Linked DNA regions of Mus musculus: region 2 is linked to region 1. Evidence: chromatin loops called from intact Hi-C (ENCODE). Cell type or tissue: heart. All regions are shown on one strand. Links, peaks and the distances in the headings refer to the core of each region. The heading gives the core; the rest is flanking DNA.

What was found. A loop is a pair of places that touch in the nucleus more often than their neighbours do. Peaks named below come from ENCODE experiments on the same cell type or tissue, not always from the same donor. Only the 100,000 strongest peaks of a DNase experiment are listed, where the experiment ranks them.
Region 2: it touches region 1 in a loop (2.0-fold over the local background); 2 of 42 quality-filtered maps call a loop at or near these places.

Annotation. Positions count from the first base shown.
Region 1 is chr5:147,939,278-147,950,278 of GRCm38, reverse strand. No RefSeq gene overlaps it. Among named protein-coding and RNA genes, the nearest start is that of Mtus2, 13 kb to the left of the region's middle. In heart, for the core only: a CTCF peak has its summit at 4,805 (motif pointing right); no DNase peak of the experiment used is centred there.
Region 2 is chr5:147,889,941-147,900,941 of GRCm38, reverse strand. Slc46a3 (solute carrier family 46, member 3) reads left to right here and starts at 6,127. Exons shown (of 6, transcript NM_027872.4): 1 at 6,127-6,461; 2 at 6,897-7,109. The coding sequence starts at 6,921. In heart, for the core only: a CTCF peak has its summit at 6,167; DNase peaks (open chromatin) are centred at 4,991, 5,321 and 6,071; H3K4me3 peaks cover 3,001 bases; H3K27ac peaks cover 1,537 bases.

The sequences.
Region 1 (11,001 bases), core at 1,404-9,403:
AGCCCGGCACACCGCTGCCTCGGGACACACTTCCGAGCTCCGACAGCGTTGCTTGGTGCTTCTCCTCCCAGGGTTCATTGCACGAGATTGTTAAACACTTTCTGTCCATACCTCCTCCCTCCACAGATGGATACTGGATACAGCTCTTTAGCCCCGCCTGGGATTTATCCTTGGTGAAAGGATAAGATGCCTTGCCCGCAAGACCCAGCACAGAGCACTTTGACCAGGTTCTGCCTCCGCGATACACGTTTCCCCTGCAGGTCAGCTTCTCTTTATATCTGAGACGGCTCTGCCTTTGTTTCTGGTGAAAAACCATGCAAAACCTCATAAAACCCTCATCCTAGACATAAGGCAAATCCCCCTAGGCAATTATGCTTGCCACAGCTGAATCACCCGGAAAATAAAAATGGCTACAAGCCTCTGTTGTGTGTGTGGTTTTTTTTTAATGCCATTTGAATTTCAAACACATGAGTCCCTTGCGATTAGGACATTAATTTAAGGCTGTAAGTAAAATACTACCCATCTAGAGGGTGTTTTTTTATATCCTGTTTTATACGCTTATAGTAAAATAAAATTCACTTATTATGGCAAAACCTGTCAGAAACTGTATGTATACATTATAATAATATGTAGCACACAGAGGTCTTCGGAGGAAGCCTGATATATTCAACCTAGTTCTCCTAATGCCTCAGATTCCCTGCTTTTTATTTTATGTTATAGTTTCTAAACACACAAAACAACAACACACATACATATATAAATTTTAAAACATATATATATACATAGATATGAAAATTATTTCTCTTGAGGTCAGTGAACACTGAGAAAAATATTAGGGCATTATGATAGGGGCTGGTTCAATGGTTAAGAGCATTGACTGCTCTTACAGAGGACCTGAGTTCAGTTCCCAGCACCCACATGGTAGCTCACAATCATCTGTAACTCCAGTTCCAGGGGATCTGACGCCCTCTTCTGGCCTCCATGGGTGATACAAGCATACAGTGCGCATAAGATACCTGTGGGTAAAACACACATGCACATAATAGATAGATAGATAGATAGATAGATAGATAGATAGATAGATAGATAGATAGATAGATAGATAAGTTTTAAATGTGTTTTAAAAGTTTCCTTGGGGGGGAGGGGGTTGGGGTTTTGTTTTGTTTTGTTTTGTTTTGTTGTTTTTTTGTGACAGGGTTTCTCTGTGTAGCTCTGGCTGTCCTGGAACTCTCTCTGCAGACCAGGCTGGCCTCAAACTCAGAAACCCTCCTGGCTCTGCCTCCCAAGTGCTAGGATTAAAGGCATGCGCCACCACTGCCCGGCTTAAAAAATTTCTTAATTAGCATGTTGTTGTAACTAGTTCCCAAGCTATACTTTACCTTGTATTTCAATGGTTTCTTAAATTTTACATAATTAGATGTTCATTTTATGAATTAAAGTTGCCTAATTTTTTCGGTCACCATTATATTTTTGAACTTAAAAAACAAAAATCCTTTCTTATCCTGAGATTTCACGACTAATCAATTTCTTCTTCTTTTTCTCTAAAACTTTTAAGATGTGTAATTCTGTAATCTGTCTGGAATAAAAAAAAATGGTAGGTTTAACCATTTGATGTGATATAGATGAGAACTCTAATTCTATTTCCAGTTTGAGGAAAAAAAATGCTCAAGTTGAAAACTCATTAAGCTTAAGTAGGTAGGTACCATTTTATCTAACATGTTTGCTTTTCTCTTTACATCTTTAATTAAATTAGCATAATGATTTCACTACTGCAATTACGTTGTGTTTAACCAAGCTGAAATTAAGTGTTCCTTTCTGTCCAGTTCCTCTAGTGAATTTAAATTTAACAGAGCCTTCTAATAATCCACATTGGTCTTCTTGATGAGTCAAAAGAACGTAGCTTTAAAAAAAATTACCAATTTCTGTTTGATCTTGAAATCCCGTGCTCTGTGCAACCAAGTAGCTGAGGATATACTTCAATTGCTCAATGGTAAAGTGATTTCCTAGGATGGTCAAGGCTCTGCATTTGATCTGGACATTAAAAATAATAATGAAAGGCTGGGCATGGTAATACACACCTTTGATCCAAGCATTCAGAAGGCAGAAGCAGGTGAGTTCTAGGCCAGCCTGGTCTACAAAGCAAGTCTAGGACAGCCAGGGCTACACAGAGAAACCCTGTAGCAAAAAACCACAAATAATAATGAGAGCCGAGCATGGTGGTACACACCTTTAATCCCAGCACTTGTAAGGCAGAGGCCATCTTGGTCTACAGAGTTCCGGAACAGCCAGCGGTACACAGAGAAACACTGTTTTGAAAAAAAGACAATAATAATAATAATCACAATCATAATAGTGAATAAAAACTAGGGTCTGGAGATATGGTTCAGCAGTTAAGAGTGGTTACTGCTCTCTCAGAGGACCCGGGTCTCACAGCCACTTAAAACTGTAGATCCAGAGACTCTGATGCCCTCTTCTGTCCTCCAAGGATACTACATATGTGTGGTGTACATACATGTAGGTAAACACTCACATATAGAAAATTTTTTTTAAATACATATTTTTTTTAAATCTTCTACAAAAAAACAAAAAGACTAGGAGTTGGAGGGTTGGCTTGCTTATTAGGAACATGCACTACTCTTCCGGAAGACTTGGGTTTGCTCCTTAGAATCCACCTCAGGTAGCTCACAGCGTCCTGTAACTTCAGCTCCAGGGAATCTAATACCTCTGGTCCCTGCAGGCACCTGCACCCACGGTCGTACACATGAGTGCCCATGTGAACACGCACACGCACATGTATGCACACACACTTGTCTTAAAGATTAGAAAGACTCTGTGCTCTCCCATGCTGAAGGTCTGTTGGCACAGATGGGGTGCCTTGTATCCTTTGGCAGACCCTTCCCTGATGCTCCTGGGGTGCAATTTGCTGGGAGAGCGCACAGCAGTACAGCTATAGGACTTACACCCCGGTGCGTATTTGCTTACATGTTCCTTCACCCTGTTCGGCTGAGGACACACTTCATTTAATTCTAGTTGGTCAGCAGCCTCCTGGCCCTCAGCACACAGGAGAAGGCCAGTGCATGTTGGTGGGTTGTCAATCAGCTGGCAGTAAGGCTGATCTTATGATGTTAACCTGAGCCACCTAATCGGTGAGCTTTCTCTTTCCGGTGAGGTTCTCTATCCGGAACAGTTTAGGACATGAGCAGTATACGTGAGCAATCAAAGCTTCTACAGTTCTGTTACTCCAGCAGCTGTAGCATATTGTCGTCCTGGTTTGCTTTCTGGTACTGTAATAAACACCATGACCCAAAGCAACTTGGGAAGGAAAGGGTTACTAGTCAAGTCTAGGTTACACTCCATTACTGAGGGAAGCCAAGGCAGGAATCTGGATGCAGGAACTGAAGCAGAAGCCCCCGTTGCTCCTCTGGCTTGCTCAGCTTGCTTCCTTACACAACCCAGGACCACCAGCCCAGGGAGGGCACCGCCCACAGAGGGCAAGGCCCTTCCTCATCGACAGCAATCAGGATAACATGCCCACAGGTATGTCTGTAGGCCAGTCTGATGAAGACAGTGCCTCAGTTGAGATTCTCTCTTATTATGAATGTCTACTTTTATGGCAAGTTGAAATCAAGAGAGAGAGAGAGAGATCAGACATAAGTCCATACCACCGTGCTTGGCATACAGATGGTGTAGACAAAGACTTGAATTGTACAGTTAACACTACTTATGTGTATATATAATGGAATCTCATATTTCACCTTTCATTTATGAATCACCAGTGAGACTATCATGTATATGCAACACACAGCCACATACACTCACCCCACATACATACACATCACATACACTCACCCCACACACAAATGCACACACATACACACACACCACATACATCCCCCCACACACAAATACACACACATACATACACACACCACATATACTCACTCCACACAAAAATATGCTCACACATACACATACCACATACACTCCCCCCACACACAAATACACATACATACACACACCTCACACACAAATGCACACACACCACATATACTCACCCTGCACACAAATGTACACTTATACATACACACACACACCATATTCACCCCACACACACATGCACACACACATACAGACACACACACAATGGGGTAAGAGAACAAAACTCTGCTAATTTCAATGGCATCCCCTCCACCCAATTTTTTTGTTTGTTTGTTTTTGTTTTTTGAGACAGGGTTTCTCTGTATACCCTGGCTGTCCTGGAACTCACTTTGTAGACCAGGCTGGCCTCGAACTCAGAAATCTGCCTGCCTCTGCCTCCCAAGTGCTGGGATTAAAGGCGTGTGCCACCACACCCGGCTTCTTTCTTTTTTTTCCACCCCACCCCACCCGATTTTAATGCACTACTACCCCAAAATCAGGCTACTATAGAAGCAGCAATGTAAAGAGTAAATTATAAATTATTTATGACTTCCAATCATCATGGAAAAATTTCCCAGACTTCGGCAGTCCTGAAGAAGAAACTCTGTGTGTGCATAAATCATGTTCTCAGATGGGGGCTTGAAATTCTTTTTGTTTTGTTTTTCTTTTCCTTTTTCTTTTTTTTTTAAACAAGTCTCACTATGTAGTCCTGACTCTCCTGGAACTTGCTATGTAGACCAGGCTGGTCTCCAACTCAGATATCCACCTGCCTCAGCCTCCCAAGTTCAGAGACTAAAGGAGTGCACCATCATGCCCCCAATGGATTTTTAAATTCTTGACATAACTATTTACTTCAGAGTTAATATCCAGTCTGCCCAGCAGAGGGCAATCAGCCTACAGGACAACGCTGTTACACGGCAGAAAGCTGTGGTCACAAAGTGCAAATCCCATCCCCAAACAAACAAAACCCACATATTCCTTTCTTGTGCAGCCTCTCCGCACCTGGTGCACTTTTACTGCTAGCTCATGTCACACGCATTCTGGCACAGGGATACTGGAATGCTGTCTGCATTTCAGACCCTTGAGGTGCATTGGGAGGAAGGGTGTCTCTGGACATGATCAGTATACAGAATGCCAGTCCTGCCCTACTGGCCTTCCCATCACCCCAGCCACCCCCTTAGATACAGAACAGCATCAGGTGACCCAGACTTAACCTTGGGGGGGTAGCCTGACAGTACGAGGTTCCAAGCTCTGTGCTCAGCCACCATCCTCCCATAGGACCTCCCTCACAGAATGCAAATGCAGCCATCAAGGTATAAAGAATTTCAAGATGCTGGCCTTACAGCCCAAGTGAGACCCAGTGAGAGAACAAAGAGAGCATGAACGGCCCTGGAGCCCTTGCACTCTGTAAGCCTGCCCAGTGCCAGCCTCTCAGAGCTCCTAAGTCTGTAGTGTGCTGATTTCTGCAAGCTTCCTAGATCCTGGAGTTCGGGGATGCTATGGTGCTACCCATAGGCAAAGGCTGGGGATTTCTCAAACAGACCAGTTTGTAACCTCTGCAAGGTACCTCTGGGTTCTTAATCTCCATTAAAGAAAGAATTTAGAGGAAACAGAGGAAGGAATACACTAGGCAAAGAAAGGAGTTGGGGGTGAGGGTCCTCTCAAGGAAGACTCACACCATGGGATGTTTATATAGCTATGCCAAGCAAACCTTACTGGAAGGTAGGATGAATTATTCATAAGCGAAGAAGGAAGCAGGTCCTTACAGGACTAGCCTTGAGGCGTCGTTGGTTGGAATTACACTCTAGTGAGTACAGCCTAATTTTGCAAGTCCCTTGCTCCTTGCCCCAATTTCCCCTCTATTTAAACCTAAAGTTCAAGTCAGAGCCCCAAGTCAGACTAGGAGGCGGGGGGGTATCCACTGAACTCTTTTGTGTATTACACCGCCCACCTTGGGTGCGCTGAATAAATACTTTTCTTTGTCACTCCTCGCCCCTTTAATTGGTATGCTGACATGCATGGCGGAGATGACCTTGTGGGAGCTGGTGGAGCTAGTATGGAAAATGTGTTCTCTCTATTCAGATACACATCTGTTCTAGAGAACAGCGACAGGCCGCTCCCGTGGGTCTCTGCATCCCTGAGCCGTCATACCTCGGGACACCTTGAAGAAAACCATGCTTGGTTTCCTGCGGACCTTCCGTGAACGTTCTTGAAAACGCTCAACGGCGGTGCATCCAGCCCTAGGAAGAGTCACAAGCGGACTGGATTGATGGACAGACGTCTGTCGACACAGTTCTGAAACACTGGCTGTTTAGTTAAGAGAAGCCAGGCAATGGAGACAACAGTACAATCTCATGGGTTCCAGGCAGGGCAGGTAGCAAAAGGATGATGCTTCAGTCCCAGAGTGATAAAAAGCTTGAAAACTGGGTAGTGGGTGCAGCCTCAAATCCGGGAAATCTTTTGTTGTTGTTTTTGCTTAGTTAGTGCTTGTTTGGTTTTTTGTTTGTTTGTTTGTTTGTTTAGTTTGGGGTTGTTTGTTTGTTTGTTTGGAATTGAAACTGGTATAGAACGGGGCGGGGGGATCTTTAGAGAATTTTTTTTAAAAATCAGTTTTAAAAGAGCCAGGGGTGTGTTCGTGCAGCGCTCAGTAGGCAGAGGCAGATAAATCTATGAGTGCAAGGCCAGCTTGGTCTATGTAACAAGCGCCAGACTTATCAGAGCTACACAGTAAGACCCTGTCTCAAAAACAAAGTCAAACAAGCAAAATGAGCCATTGCAACTTCACATACCATTTTCAAACTCCCCCAGCCCCTAATCTGCGATACTTCTGCACCACCAGTGAAGAGTGAGCGCTCTAGCGGCCCCAGGCATGGCGTTCGTTCACGGTGCTGGCAAACCTTACGTTCCCCTCTTCCCTCTCCCTTGTAAACCACAGATTACATTCCTCGCGATAGCCACCAAGGTCTGTTCCTTTATTTGGACACTTCCTTATGCCAGACCCATTCCTACGGTCCAGCTATCAAAGTATTGAAGTCCAGCAATCAAAAGTCCCCATTAGCTGCCCTAATTAACAGAACATAGCACGAATCCTAGCCTAGCCCTGTCTAACTCTAACACACACCTTCCCCTCTTCCCTCTTAAAACCCCATTCAAGGTCATTTGTTGCTATTTTCTGCCTAAGTCAGAAATTGGCCACTTTACTTTTCTTCTCCCAACCCCGCTGTGAAAATAGGTGTTTGGGTGTGGTTTGTGCTTAATCCTGGGTCCGGGAGGGAGCACCTCGCTGTGTGCAGGTCCCTTCTCAGAGTGAGTGGGTCACACTTTCTACTGGTAAAATAAAACATCTTAAAGTCACACAGTGTGCGGTGGCAAAACAAAACAAGAAGTCTGAAAGAGCAGAATCTCAGATGCTTGCTCTCTCTGCACTTTGTGGAGATCACTCCCTGCTGCTACCTGAGCTGCATCATTTTACAGGGGTGGGGTGGAGGGGTGTGGTGGTGGGGTGGGGGCTGGGGTGGGGGATAGGGGGTTGTGGTTGGGACTTTCTACCCCAGCACTTTGTAATTGACTCTGCTTGTTTGCAGAGTTCAGTTGCCATTGAGGACCAGGGGTTGGTTGATTGGTTGGTTTGGTCTGGTTTGGGTTGGTTGGTTGGTTGGTTGGTTGGTTGGTTGGTTGTTTCCTTAATCAGTCCAAGTAGGAGCTGGGCCCCCAGCAGTTGCAAGTGGAATGTGAAAACAGACCGCGGCTGTGGATGCGAACTGTGGAACACCACAATAGACTGACGACGTGGTGGGTCTAAGAACCCGCTGCCTAAGTTATCATTGATCTCTCTAGTTCCAGCCCATCTACTGCAGCCAATGAGGCGCATCTGCATTTCTCTGGGATCTCCAGTACGGTGATCAGTCATGTTCAGTGGGAGACCACACTCTGCATACCTTCAATTTGTGTCTTCCTAATTAAACTACAAACGGGGATTGCGTCTTGACATAAAAAGCTTATGTTTTTATCACTGAGTCCTTCTGCACCTGTTTCATCAGAGTGACTTTTTTTAAAAAGCCCTGACCCTAAGTAGCTGGAAGTAGTAACCTAGACAACAAAGATAACCTTTAGATAATTATCATGTTTCCTAGTTGACAATAGCTGTCACTGTGTCATGACCCTAGTATGTTACAAAAGCCACAAAGATTAGACATTACAGTGGGGCTAGACAACATGTAACAGCTCCTTCCCCTGCATGGCAGCCACCAGTTTGTCATTTCTTCTTTCTTTCTTTCTTTTTTTAATGTTTATTTATTTATTTTATGTACGTCAGTACACTGTAGTTATCTTCAGACAGATGGTTGTGAGCCACCAGGTGGTTGCTGGGAATTGAACTCAGGACCTCTGGAAGAGCAGTCAGTGCTCTTAACTGCTGAGCCATCTCGTCATTTCTTTTCTTTTTTTTTTTTTTTAAAGATTTATTTATTTTTATTATATGTAAGTACACTGTAGCTATCTTCAGACACTCCAGAAGAGGGAGTCAGATCTCATTACGGATGGTTGTGAGCCACCATGTGGTTGCTGGGATTTGAACTTCGGACCTTCGGAAGAGCAGTCGGGTGCTCTTACCCACTGAGCCATCCTCACCAGCCCAATTCTTAATCTTTAAAATGAAAAGGTTCTGCCTGGGGCTGGAGAGATGCCTCAGCACATGCATCAAATCAACCTGAGTCCTCAAAGTCCCAACCAATGGAGCTCAACTCGGCAATGTAAGGCGAACCAATACAAGCATGGGGTTAGCAAAGAATCCCTCATCACGTGCCTTTCACGTGCTGGCTTTAGCAGACCGTCCTCTCTCCTGTGTCTGCTTCAGCCGAATGTTCCTTCAGGAGTCTGCCTTACCTGTGTCCACTTCAGGAAAACACTCCTTCACGTGTTTACCCCAGCAAAACACCATAGAACACAACTGACTCTCCAAAGAACCCTCAAGTTTCCACTTCATAGTGTTGCTCATATGTGTTCCAGGCTAACTTGGGATTGGGTAACCTATCAGGGGTCTCATTCCTGGAAAAAGACTGATTCTCCTCTCTCAGAAGCCATTGATTACCTGTCACTCTTTGTCTAGAGGTGGGGCTTGTGAAATTTCCCCCACCCACGCTGGCACATCGACTGGTGTTGTATTATGCAGGTCTCCTTTAAGTACCCATATTTTAAACCATGTGTGTGTGGTGGTTTGAATATGCTTGGTTTCTATGGCATGATACTGTTAGGAGGTGTGGCCTTGTTGGAGGACATGTGTCACTGTGGGGGTAGATTTGCAGGTCTCCTTATATGCTCAGGCTCCAACAACTGTGGAAGAGAGCTTCCTCCTAGTTATATAAGAATGCCAGTCTTGGGGTTGGGGATTTAGCTCAGTGGTAGACCGCTTGCCTAGCAAACACAAGGCCCTGGGTTCGGCCCTTAGCTCTTCTGGCTGCCTTCTGACTGAGATGTAGAACTCGGCTCCTCCAGCACCATGTCTGGATGCTGCCATGCTTCCCGTCACAACGATAATGGACTGAACCTCTGAACCTGTAAGCCAGCCCCAATGAAATGTTGTCTTTTATAAGAGTTGCCTGGTCATGGTGTCTCTTCACAGCAATAAAACCCAAATTAAGACAGCATGCATTCATGTTTTGCTTGTACATATGTATGTGTACTGCATACACACATGATGCCTAAGGAGACCAGAAGAGGTCACTGGGTCCCCTGGGAGGTTATGAGCCACAATGTGGGTGGTGGGAACCAAGCCCAGACCCTCTGCAGGAGCAACAAGTGCTCTTAATCCCTGAGCTGTCAAACTCTAGCCCCTAGGTGACCATAGTTTTTAAGAGGAGGGACCTGGCTAGAGGAGATACCCGGTAACCAGTCCTTTCCTCCCAGTCTGTTGCTGTCCACCATGAGGTGAGCCACCTCTGCCACTATGGCGTTCTACCTCACCACGGAATTAACGGGGACAAGAACTGTAGACAGAAACCTCCGAGCCCATGAGCCAAGCTAAACTCATCCTCTTTAAGTTATCATTGGTCACAGAGTCCGACGAACCCAGACCGTGAGGGAAGGACAACAGAATTACAATGACATGGCATCCTCTGTGTGGCTCCCTCCTCAGACTGGTGCCTTCTGCTTCGTGGCCCCCTAGTTGGTGCACTGTGAGAGGAAGTCAAAGGCACAAGAGCTTGATGGGCATTGCTCCGCCCACCTGGCCACTCTGCCCCGCCCCTCCCATCCGGGGACTCCGCCCCGGCCCTCCCCTCCCAGTACCAGGTCCTTTGGAGTGTGGATCCTACCTCTCCTCGGGAATGCACCCCCAGCCATTCGGCCCACTGTCCTTGCTTCTTTCTCACTATATTCTTTCTGCATCACACGGCCCTTGGTCAGGATTATGTAGCCTACGACCACCTTTGGAGACAGGGCCTTGAAAGGATGATAAAGGTAAATGAGGCCATGACAGTGGGCAAGCTCTAACCCATGGTGACCTTATAAAAAGAGGAGGTTGGGACACAGTCACACACAAGAGAAGCTAGAACTCTACCAGCCAAGGAGAGAGGGCTGAAGGGAAACCCCTTCCTCACTCCATTTAAGTAAGAGGAGCCAGGATTGCAGCAAACTGCCTGATCTAAGACTGATTGTCAAGGCAGCCTAATCAGGTTCACGCACAGCTACTATGCAATAGGATGGGACAGTACTGTCTTCATTCAGCTATCTTTTATGAATGCAGTTGCTACCCACGGGTCAGGGGGAAGGGGAGAATATATCTGTTGTATGGGTCTGAGGTTCATCTGCCATGGTACAGGCTGCCAACGAAGCCTGTTAAGACCTACAGCCCACTGCAAATAAGAGCCCTGAGCCCCCTGAGTTCTGTAACCACAAGGAAGTGGATTCTACCAACCACCACAAACCCTGGAAGAGATCCAAGTTCCATCTGAGAACCAGCCTGGCTGATGGCCACGGTACAAGCCTGTGGAACAGATCCAGCTAAGCCATGCCTGGACTCCAGAGCTGTGGGAACATAAGATAACGTGTGGTGGGTGTTTCATGCCACAGAGCGTGTGGTCCTTG
Region 2 (11,001 bases), core at 1,583-9,582, 50 kb after region 1:
AGGTCAGAAGAGGGCGTTGGATCCCCTGGAATTGCAATCGCAGACTGTTGTAAGCCACTCTATGAGCATGTGTCCTCCCACAGCTACAGAGGCCAAAGGAGGAAAAGGAATAAGTGAGGCCACGTAGAACGTGATGTGCTGCTTTTATGATAGGAAACAGCAAAAGGAGCTCAGAGCCTGTCTCTCTAAGGTGACATTGACGCTAATACCTAAAAAAAAGGTATGTTTGGTTTCAATGTGTCCCCTGGAGACCCATGCTAGAAACCCTCTCCAAGGCATGTGTAATGAATGTATCTGGAGATGGGGCCTGTACTGGTTACTTTACTAACTAGTTGGTTAGTTTCAAGACCTAGAATCTGCAGAAGAGGGACCCTCAATTGGGAAAATACAGGCAAGCTTCGGGGACATTTTCTTGATTGAGGATTAATGTGAGAGAGCCCAGCTCACTGTGGATGGTTCCATATCTGGGCAGGTGGTCCTGGATTGTGTAAGAAATCCGGCTGAGCAAGCCAAGGCGTGGCAGCCAGTAAGTAGTGTCCCTCCATGACTTCTGTTTCAGTCCCAGCCTCCAAGTTTCTGCCCTGCCCCCTCTCTCTAATGCACTGTCAGCCGTGATGCAAAATGAGCCCTCTCCTCCTCAAGGTGCTTGTGGTCATGGTGTTTATCACAGCAATGGAAAACAAACCAGGACATGGATTTCTAAGGAGCAATTAGGGTTAGGTGAGACAAGGAGACTGAAGACCCCGTCGTGACAATTAGTGACTTTACCAGAGGGAGATCCAAGGTAGCACACATCATCTTGTGTTTAACATGTTTAACACAGCTAACAAGCCTCTCCAGATGCCAAACATGGGCCTAAACTTCCCAGACCTAGAGCCATAAGCCAAAGCAATGGAGCGCGAATTTAAATGGAAGGGAAGATGGGCTAGCCATCCTAATGTGGGAGGCAGTTCTGCAGGCTCCATGTGCAGAATGCAGAGTAGCCCGATTATTTGGGGGTTTGGGAGCCATGGTAATGGAGGTGGGATTTAACTCTGAATTCCATGGCAAACACTGAAGGACCATGCTCCCTTACTGCTTGGAAAATGGGTTAAAGGATTGCGGTTCTTAGATAGGAAAATGCATCAGTGGGTCCCAGGGGAAGCCTGGGACAAGGAGCCCGAGACAGAAGTGAATCATCTAAGACACACACACACACACACACACACACACACACACACACACAGGTGAATTCAGCTCAGCCTGCTAACCTTAAAGTCCCTCCCTCACGTAACCCCATTAAAGACTAGACCAGTGCCTTCAAGGACAAAACACTCTCTCGGAACAGTGGCCTCGTTGTTCTCTGTAAGTCGCTCAAACAATGATCAGGAGAGACAATGATCAGTAGATTCAAACCCAGACCGAATGGAAAACCCACCATGAGGCAGAGCCCCTTCTGGGGGCATCCTGGCCATTGGCCCTGCTGTGTAGATCACAATGAATTCACTAGACAAACACAAGCCAATCAGGACTTCTCCTCTGCTTGGGATGGCCATTCACTCTTTCTCCAGGGCTCCCTTCCTGGAGAGGTAACTCCCCACAGGAATGGGAGCATTGGGGGAGGGGCTTACTAGGTCTAAAGGCTCACTCAGTCCTGCTTGCAAGGAGTCAGGATGCTGATCCTGGCTCCTAGCTTCCCTTTGCTCTGGGGAAGTGAGAACAGAGAACAGGAAGTCTACCGCTCAGGTATGCTGCTGTCAAGAATCAGCAGCTTCAGAGTGGGATGCCCCTGGTTTCTAGCTATGAGCCTGGTTCTGCTTTCTGTTGATCTGTACTTTTCTTAAGGGCCACAAGGTGCTCCAGTGGCATTCGTGGTCTCCTCACTGTACTCCTCCATGTGACAACATAGTCAGGTTGTCACATGCTGGTACCAATTTGTCTTAGTCGGGGTTCCTATTCCTGCACAAAACATCATGACCAAGAAGCAAGTTGGGGAGGAAAGGGTTTATTCAGCTTACACTTCCACGTTGCTATTCATCACCAAAGGAAGTCAGGACTGCAACTCAAGCAGGTCAGGAAGCAGGAGCTGATGCAGAGGCCATGGAGGGATGTTACTTACTGGCTTGCTTCCCCTGGCTTGCTCAGTTTGCTTTCTTATAGAACCCAAGACCACCAGCCCAGGGATGGCACCACCCACCATGGGCCTCCCCCCTTGATCACTAATTGAGAAAATGCCTTACAGCTGGATCTCACGGAGGCATTTCCTCACCTGAAGCTCCTTTCTCTGTGATAACTCCAGCTTGTGTCAAGTTGACACACAAAACCAGCTGGTACAGTGAGAGAGGGAGAAAGGAGTCAGAGAGAGAGAGAGAGGGAGGGAGAGAGAGAGAGAGAGAGAGAGCAGAGAGCAGAGCGAGCAGAGAGAGGAGAAAGAGGCCTAATAGTCCCTTTCATAACAAGCCAGTACTACCTGGCTGTTGCTAGGTAACTGTTGGGTGGAACCTAGGAGGAAGAACAGTGGTTTGAGGAGTGGGGATGGGCAGCCTATTCCAGACAGCCCGGTCACAGGCAGGAGTGAGGGTGGAACCATGGACTGCAGGAAGCAAACTCTCAGAGGAAACTGCAAAGGGCCTCCCAGAGCTCCAAGAAAGCCAGGTCTGGTCCTGAAATCTGAATGGAATCTTTTGATCAGTTTCTAAGCAATGGAGCTTAAGGAAGAGAAGTTAACAAATTTCTCAACTAAATAAACTCAGGTCTCTTTAGGCAAATCATTGACCGAGTCATATGTAGACCTTTGCTGTCTACAATCTGCATTCAAGACAGACCCATAGTACACTCTTATCGGCCCTATGTTGGCCATGTAAGGCTTGGTGTAACTAAGGGGTTGGGTGGGGGTAGGGCAGGGTGCTCTCATCACATCTTAGTCAATTTGATCAGAAATGCAAAGTCACATTCCTTTTGAAAACACAAGCTTTCAGTAGCCATGGTTTCTTTTGCTGTTTTCCTTTAGAGCATGGCCCTATTCTGCACAGTATGTGTGCTTCTGTACTTAGCGTGTCTACTAAGAGGAGGACTCCACACTCCACCACACTCCCCACCATGAGAGAGCTTCTCCCAACTAGCATTGCATAACACCATCCCTCCTATTCTTAGTGTAGACATAGCGTTTGTAGAATCAGCCCGTTTTTTGGTTGTTGTTAAATCATTCATTTGCATTTAATTTGTTTCTGTTTGGGGGGTTAGGGTGGAGTGCAGGCATGCCACAGCACATGTAGAAAGGCTAGAAGACAGATTATAGGAGTCCGTTCTTTTTTTTCCACCATGTGGGCTCCAGGATTTGAACTCAGGTCCTTAGGCTTGGCAGCAAGCGCCTTCACCCGCTGAGCCATCTTGTCAACCATTTAGTCAAGTCTTCTCTCATATGTCTGACATATCAAAATAGTCACAGTAAATAAGACTTAATATGACAAAAAGGAGAATTCAGATATGGGCCACTGACATTAAATGTCACTACTTGGTGACAATTAATAGTACACTCACTAAAATTAAAATTCCTAAGTCAGTGAACTAAAAATGTAGAACTTCACAATTATCCCTAAGGTTCTGCCCTGGAGATTATACTTGTGGACCTGTGGATCCACTTTTTGCACTTAAGCATTTATTTGGTGGTGGTGGTGGTGATGGTGGTTTTGCAACAAGGCCGAAGCTCAGGCTGGCCTTGAACTTGTGAGCCTCCTGGCTAACCACAGATGCCCTGACTTTCTTCTTCATGCTGAAAGGTGGGATAGCAGAACAGCATAGGAGAGCAGGTGCTAATTTGACCCTATAGGTACATGCCTTTTAGAGACCTTTTGCTGCCTATTGATTTCCATGAGAAATATGGCCTGGAACATAGATGGTGTCTCTCCTCTTCTTCCTCCTCCTCCCCTTCCTCCTCCTCCTGAGTACCTGATAGGTTTGCACTTCTCCTCATGTCCCGAGTGACCTGTTCTAGCCAATGGCGTGTGAGAAGTGGCTTTTACCCTCTCTGGGGTGAACCTTTTAGAGCTGGTATCAGCTCCATCAAGTTCCCTTCCCTCTCCCCTTGTGGCAGTGATAGAGTTCAGAAGGACACTCCATCACCTTTGTCCCTGAGTGAACACAACAGGAAGTGAAGTTTCCCGGGACCCAAGGTGGACATGCAGCTCAAGTGACAGTTACTGTCCCACTAGGAGTAGATCACTCTCTAAGATCTTAGTGATCTTGGCCTCCTGGATTTTTATTTGAAAAGCAAACCTCTGAACTGAACACGTCACTCCTTGTGGTTAAGATCGTTAACAAGTGGAGAGATGACTCAGCGATTAAGGGCACTGACTGCTCTTCCAGAGGTCCTGAGTTTAATTCCCAGCAACCACATGGTGGCTCCCAACCATCTGTGATGGGATCTGATGCCCTCTTCTGGTGTGTCTGAAGACAGTGACAGTGTACTCATATACATAAAATAAAAATAAATAAATAAGAAGGAAGAGGAGGAGGGGGAGGAGGAGGAGGGGGAAGGAGGAGGAGGGGGGAAGGAGGAGGAGGGGGAAGGAGGAGGAGGAAGAGGAGGGGGAGAAGAGGAAGAAGAGGAGGAGGAGGAAGAGGAAGAAGAAGAAGAAGAAAGAAGAAGAAGAAGAAGAAGAAGTAAGAAGAAGAAGAAGAAGAAGAAGAAAGAAAGAAAGAAAGAAAGAAAGAAAGAAAGAAGAAGAAGAAGAAGAAGAAGAAGAAGAAGAAGAAGAAGAAGAAGAAAAATTGTCAACAAGAGGTTGGAAATCAATCAAACTCTGTAGATCAGCTAGCAGCAATGTTTGTTATTTTAGGCATATGAAGATTGTACAGTGCTGTGAAACTGTCAAGAGTGCGATGTTGAGAGTTACTTCCTCAATTCTCTCTGTGGCTATCTAGAGTCATCAGATCGCCTTCTCTCCAGTACAGAATATCCTTTTCTGCTAGTCAGCTCCTTTAGCCGCCCTTCCCACTCTGAAGCTGTTCCAGATCTGCCTCGAGAGAGGGTGGTTCAGTGGTTAGGAGCATTGCACCAGTACTCTCATCTGGGCAAAAATAGCCCATAGTCTGGAGTGTTACTCCTTTATCAATAAGGCTCTGGCCCACATCTGACCTTGATCTCTAGATAAGAGTAAGAGGCGCATTTGCAGGATTGTCCCCCACTTCCTGACGCAACCACTCCAGCCTAAGGTCTTCCTTTTTTGGACGGGTCCCCAAATCACAGAACTCTCAGCTTGCTTCTCTTCCTCAGGAAGTAACCCCCTATCAGCTGCAGGTGTGCTCCAGCTGTGCGCGTTGGCGGCCATTAGCGGCGGTCCTACTGTCTAGGGTGTTGCCATGGCTTTGTGAGACTTACTTACATCTTCTCAACAGAGAAAGAGCCGACTTTCAGAGAGATTTAACAATCCCCTCCCCCGCAACTCAGCAGGGGTGGCTGGAGAGAAGCTCACTAATGAAGAACACTTACTGCTCTGGGTTCCGTTTCTACGCTCTCAGGGCAGCTCACAACTGCCTGTAACACAAATTCTAGCACCATTTTCTGACCTCTGCTCGGCGTGGGCATACACATAAAATAAATGACTACGTAAAATGTAGTGAATATTTCGTTTAAATTTTCCCAAGGCCAACAACTCCCCTACTCGGAACTCTTCTCCTCTCATGAACTTTCAGTGTCTTCTCTCTCACATTGCTTGTGCAGACGCTTGCTGGGTCCACCGGAATGCTGCAGTGAACTGCAACCCTAGCGTATGACGTTTCCAACCACTTATTATTATCATCATTATTATCATTATTATTATTATCATTATCTGCTTTGGACAGGAGTCTTGTTATATCGTTGGGCTAGTCTCGAACTCTCGATCCAGATACCTATGACTCCACGGCGCTTCAGCGAAAACCAATAATCCTATCCAGATACGCTTAGCAGAACCTTCGCAGAGCTGCCGGGATCACCCAACTTGCCCAGCAACTCGGGGAGATTCAGCCGCTGAACCTTCGGGGGCGGGTGCAAGAGAATGACACTGCGCTAGACCAATCGCTACGGGGGCGCCGGCCGCCATACCCAATCACAAGCGAGCTAGGGAAGCGGGTGACAGCTCCGGCCGAAGATTGCCAGCTCTTGGCAGAGTGATGATGCTCGGCGGCCGAGTCACCACTAGGGCCCAAAGACCAAGAGTGCGGCGGCGCGGGGAGCGGCGGGGACTGAGTCCAGGGCCAACAGAGTCCGGGAGGTGCGCTTATTTCTCTTTGCCTTCTAACAGGGCTCGAGTGTCCCGTCCCAAGGGACGTCCCCCTGTTGCGGTCTAGCTCCACCTCGCTGCCCCTTCCTTTGGCTCTTCCCAGCTGGCGAACCGTGCTGAAAACCCGGGGGCGCTACGCCCCGCACTGGGTAACGGAGAACACAGTCCCGACTACGGTCCCACCTGTGCCTAGCCTAGCAGGAAAACTGTAACCGTGGGGTGAGTTTTAAAAACGAAAACAGAAACTAAACTCCCCTTCCGATCGGGAGCTGCTTTTTACAAGGCCCTTAACCTGCAGCCAAAATAATAGTAATTACATAACCTCCGGGTCCCCGGGTAACTTCATTGTTTACCTTATGGGAACCGGCCGGTGCTGTTCTGCTCAGCACTGTGAGCATTAGCTAAGCGGAGTCGGGGGCGGAGGTTGACTTAGTCCCTGCTCCTCGGAGAGAACTAGGGTACCCTCTCCCGGCAAGGGCACTCTCTCAGAAATCTGGAACTCTTTTTGCTTGCTAATGTTTGTTTATGACACATTGTTCCAACTTCCCCACTTTTGAGAATTTAGCCTCTGGGATAAAAAATCAACTGATGATTTCTATCCCCCCCCCCCACACTCGCCCCGTTTCTCTCCTCCCGCTTCCCGCTCTGCAATAGACTCGATCTGCCCACTTGAGCAATATGAAGATTTCATTCATAGAGCCCGCCATTCTCCTGAACGCGTTTGCTATGACTCTGACCATCCCGCTGACAGCGCAGTACGTGTACCGGAGGATCTGGGAGGAAACCGGTAACTACACCTTTGCTTCCAATAGCAATGGCTCTGAGTGTGACCAAAACAAAAGCAGCTCCATCTTTGCATTCCGGGAGGTAAGAAATTAAAATTAAAACCTCCCATCCTGGAGTCACAGGGAATGGAAACAGGTTCCAAACCAAAGAGGCTCTCCAAGGTGTGACCACACACACACACACACACACACACACACACACACACACACACTGAAATTAAGCCACCTTCTCTCTGTTCCTATTTCGGTTAATAGTTCCTCTTGACACCTTTAATCTGGCTCTTTCTAACTCTCTAAGGCACCTCCACTCCTGTCCCCAATCCCCACCCACCTTGTGGGACCAACTCTTTTATCCTTAGGAAATCTCACTACAATCTCACCCACTCTTCCTTGGTCTCTTGAATAACAAAAGTCCAGAAAAACTGACCAGAGTCAGCTGCCTCCCATGGGGGCGGGGCAGCAATTGTTGAGGTCTGGAGGCAGCCTTAGATAAGATAAACTGGGCTCCCTGGAGTTGAGTCCTGCATCCACATCTGGGCTGGCGAGTGCTTACTTTAGCTCTCAGTAAAACCGTTTAGCTAGACGTGGTGGGGACTCGCTCGGTTCTGTGTGTATCTGACAAGAGCTTTGTCATCATTCTCATCATTCTTATGAGGCAGGCTCTGTCAAGCAGGATTCAGGAGACGTCAGCTGTTTATCTACAGGGCTGCGTTTGCAAGCTCAGAACTGCGCTCACTTAGGCATATTTGGTGGCAACAAAAGATTGGCCCTGCCTTCACCCGCACAGACAAGAGAGGGTGGAGGCAGCTGCACAGCTGCCTTCCCTGATCGTAGGGTCTCTCTGTACCGGCAAATGAGCCTGGGGTGAGGACCCGCAGAGAGTGCCCATGGGAAGGCCTGAGGCCCCCCGCAGCAGCCCAAAGGTAGCAGGCAGAAGTGGATGGGACAAAGTTCACCTGCATGGCCAAGGCCTGCCCTCACTCATGCCCTCTTGCTGAGGAGAGCTTTCTTGGAATAGAGCATTCCAACCAGCCATGGGGACAGCACAACCATAAAGAGTCATAAGGGCCTCACCAGTGGTTCACTGCCCTCTACAAAGTCTGCTCACGTCTGTAATACAGCACTCAGGAGGCTGGAGGAGGGTTGTGAGTTCAAGATCAACCTGGGCTACCCTGTCTCAAGGTAACAACAACAATAAAGGGGCAGAAGGATGGCTAGATAGATAGACAGACAGACAGATAGGTACATCGATTGATCGTTAGAGGTAGGTAGAGAGACAGACAGACAGACAGATGGAAGAAGCTAAGTACTAGATCACATGACTATGATGTCCAAGGGCCTAGGCTGGATTCCTCAGATCTTAAAAGAAAAATGTTTCAAGATCCATCTTTCCCAGGATTGAGAAGGTTCCAGGAGCTCATCATTTCTGAGATCGAGTCAGGGATTGTTTTCAGCCCTCCCCGAGTACCGGGGCAAGCCCCTTGCTGCAGTATGGGAGGGAAGCTGGAGCCTGGGAGGGAAGTACCTGTTTGTGTTCTACACTGAAGGAAGGCCAGTGTTGGCTTCTCCAGCTCTAGTTGTTGACCAACACCCCACATACACACACACACTGCATAGAGCAGTGTGGTCTCTTTTTGCTTTAAGGCAAACTTCCAATTTGATGTTTCTTTTCCTTTTTTGTTTTCAAATGGACTAACATTCAAGTGACTATGGGGGGGGGGTGTTGTTATGTTTTATTTTGTTTTTTGTTTTCAAGACAGGGTTTCTCTGTGTAGCTGTGGTTGTCCTGGAACTTGCTCTGTAGATCAGGCTGGCCTCAAACACACAGAGATCCACTTGCTTCTGCCTCCCGAGTGCTGGAGTTAAAAGTGTGAGGCACCGCAGCCCAGCCAAGAGACTATTCATACTCTAAGTCTTGTTCCCCAAAGTTGGTGCCCTCAGATCTCGGGTGCTTTCCCTAAGAGTGGGGAAGTAGAAACCACTGCCCCACCACACCCCACCCCACTCCATCCCTATTCCCCTGCCCAACCCTACCTTGCTGGCCACGGCTGGGACAGGACAGGACAGGACATAAAGGGAGACTGACAGCCTCATTTTTGTCTGCATCGCTTCCTTCTGGGCCCTTTCAAGATGCTGTCCTTGCGTGACTTCGCAGAGAATACCGTCCTCCATCTCAGTCTGAAAGCCTGCTCTCCTACTCAGAGCTTCCATTACTAGCAACTGGCTCTGTTGTATGATCTTGGCCCCTCGATTTCCAAATACGGGGCTAGGAGTTTGTATACAGGTCACCTTAAAAAATGAGAGCCGGGTGTGGTGGCACACGCCTCTAATCCCAGCACTCGGGAGGCAGAGGCAGGTGGATTTCTGAGTTTGAGGCCAGCCTGGTCTACAGAGTGAGTTCCAGGACAGCCAGGGATACACAGAGAAACCCTGTCTCAAAAAACAAAAAAATAAAAAATAAGGAGCCAGCCCTGGGAGAGTACTAGAAAAACAAGATTCCTTTCTTATCACCTGGCCCCAAGTGCCATTATGTGTAAAAGGACCTTGTGCATTATGACAGGACATAGTTGTCTGTCTTTCTGGTCAGAGTCTGCATCTCGGTTGCTGTGATAAAATGCTGACCAAAAACAAACTTGGAAGGGGAGAGGGTTTATCTGGTTAGAGCCCATCATGGAGGGAAGAAGGCAAGGCAGGAACCTGAAGCAGAGGCCAGGGGAGAACACTTCTTAATGGCATCCTTCCCATAGCTTGCTCAGCTACCTCTCTTATGCCGTCAGGACCAGCTGCCTAGGAATGGTGCCACCCACAGTGGGCTGGGCCCTCCCTCACAAACAACAATCAAGAAAAATGCACACAGACATGGCCACAGGCCAGTCTGGTGGAGGCAGCTCCTCCTTTGAGGTTCCCTCCTCCAAGCTGACTGTGTGTCAGGCTGACAACTGAAGCAGACTATGACACATCCCAATAACAAATACACCCACAGGTGCCTATGTGCTAGCTAGCATGTGACATATCGAGGTGTAGAAAGAAGAATAGCCTTAACTAAACTTGGAATGGTGGTGCATTGCCTGTAATTCTAGCCCCCAGGAGACAGGCCGGAAGATCATGAGTTCAAAGCTAACCTGGGAAACTTAGTAAGACACTCTATCTCAAAAATCCAAGGGCTGAGGATATAGCTTAACGACAGAGGGCTTACTTGGCATGCACAAAGCCTTGGGTTCAATCTTTGTCACCACCAAATATGTCATAATAAGCCCTATTTATTATTATTGAACATCCCAGCACCAGGGAGAGAGAGAAGCAGAGGGTTACAAGATCAAGACCAACTCGGGCTATATAAGGAGACCTTGTCTCAAAAAACTAAAAATAATTAAAGAATAAATTGAGCTCTCGCACCAATATTCCATATCTTGAGAGACTGTATCTTAAGGGGAAGTCTTATTTCCCAACCCTTTTTTATTAACACATACATACATACATACATACATACGTGTATATGTATGTGTATGTGTGTGTGTGTGTGTGTGTACATGTGTATGTCTTAGTGTTCTATTGCTGTGAACAGACACCATGACCATGGCAACTTTTTTTTTTCAAAGATTTCTTTATTATTATATGTAAGTACATTGTAGCTGTCTTTAGACACACCAGAAGAGGGCATCAGATCTCATTATGGATGGTTGTGAGCCACCATGTGGTTGCTGGGATTTGAAATCAGGACCTTTGGAAGAGCAGTGAGTGAGTGCTCTTAACCACTGAGCCACCTCACCAGCCCCATGGCAACTCTTATAAAGGAAAACATTTAATTGGGGCTGGCTTACAGTTCAGAGATTAAGTTTATTATTGTCACGGTGGGAAGCATGGTGGCACACAGGCAGACATGGTGCTGGAGGAGCTGAGAGTTCTACATCTGGATCAGCAGGCAGCAGGAAGAAGCGTCACTAGGCCAGGTTTGAGCTTCTGAAACCTAGAAG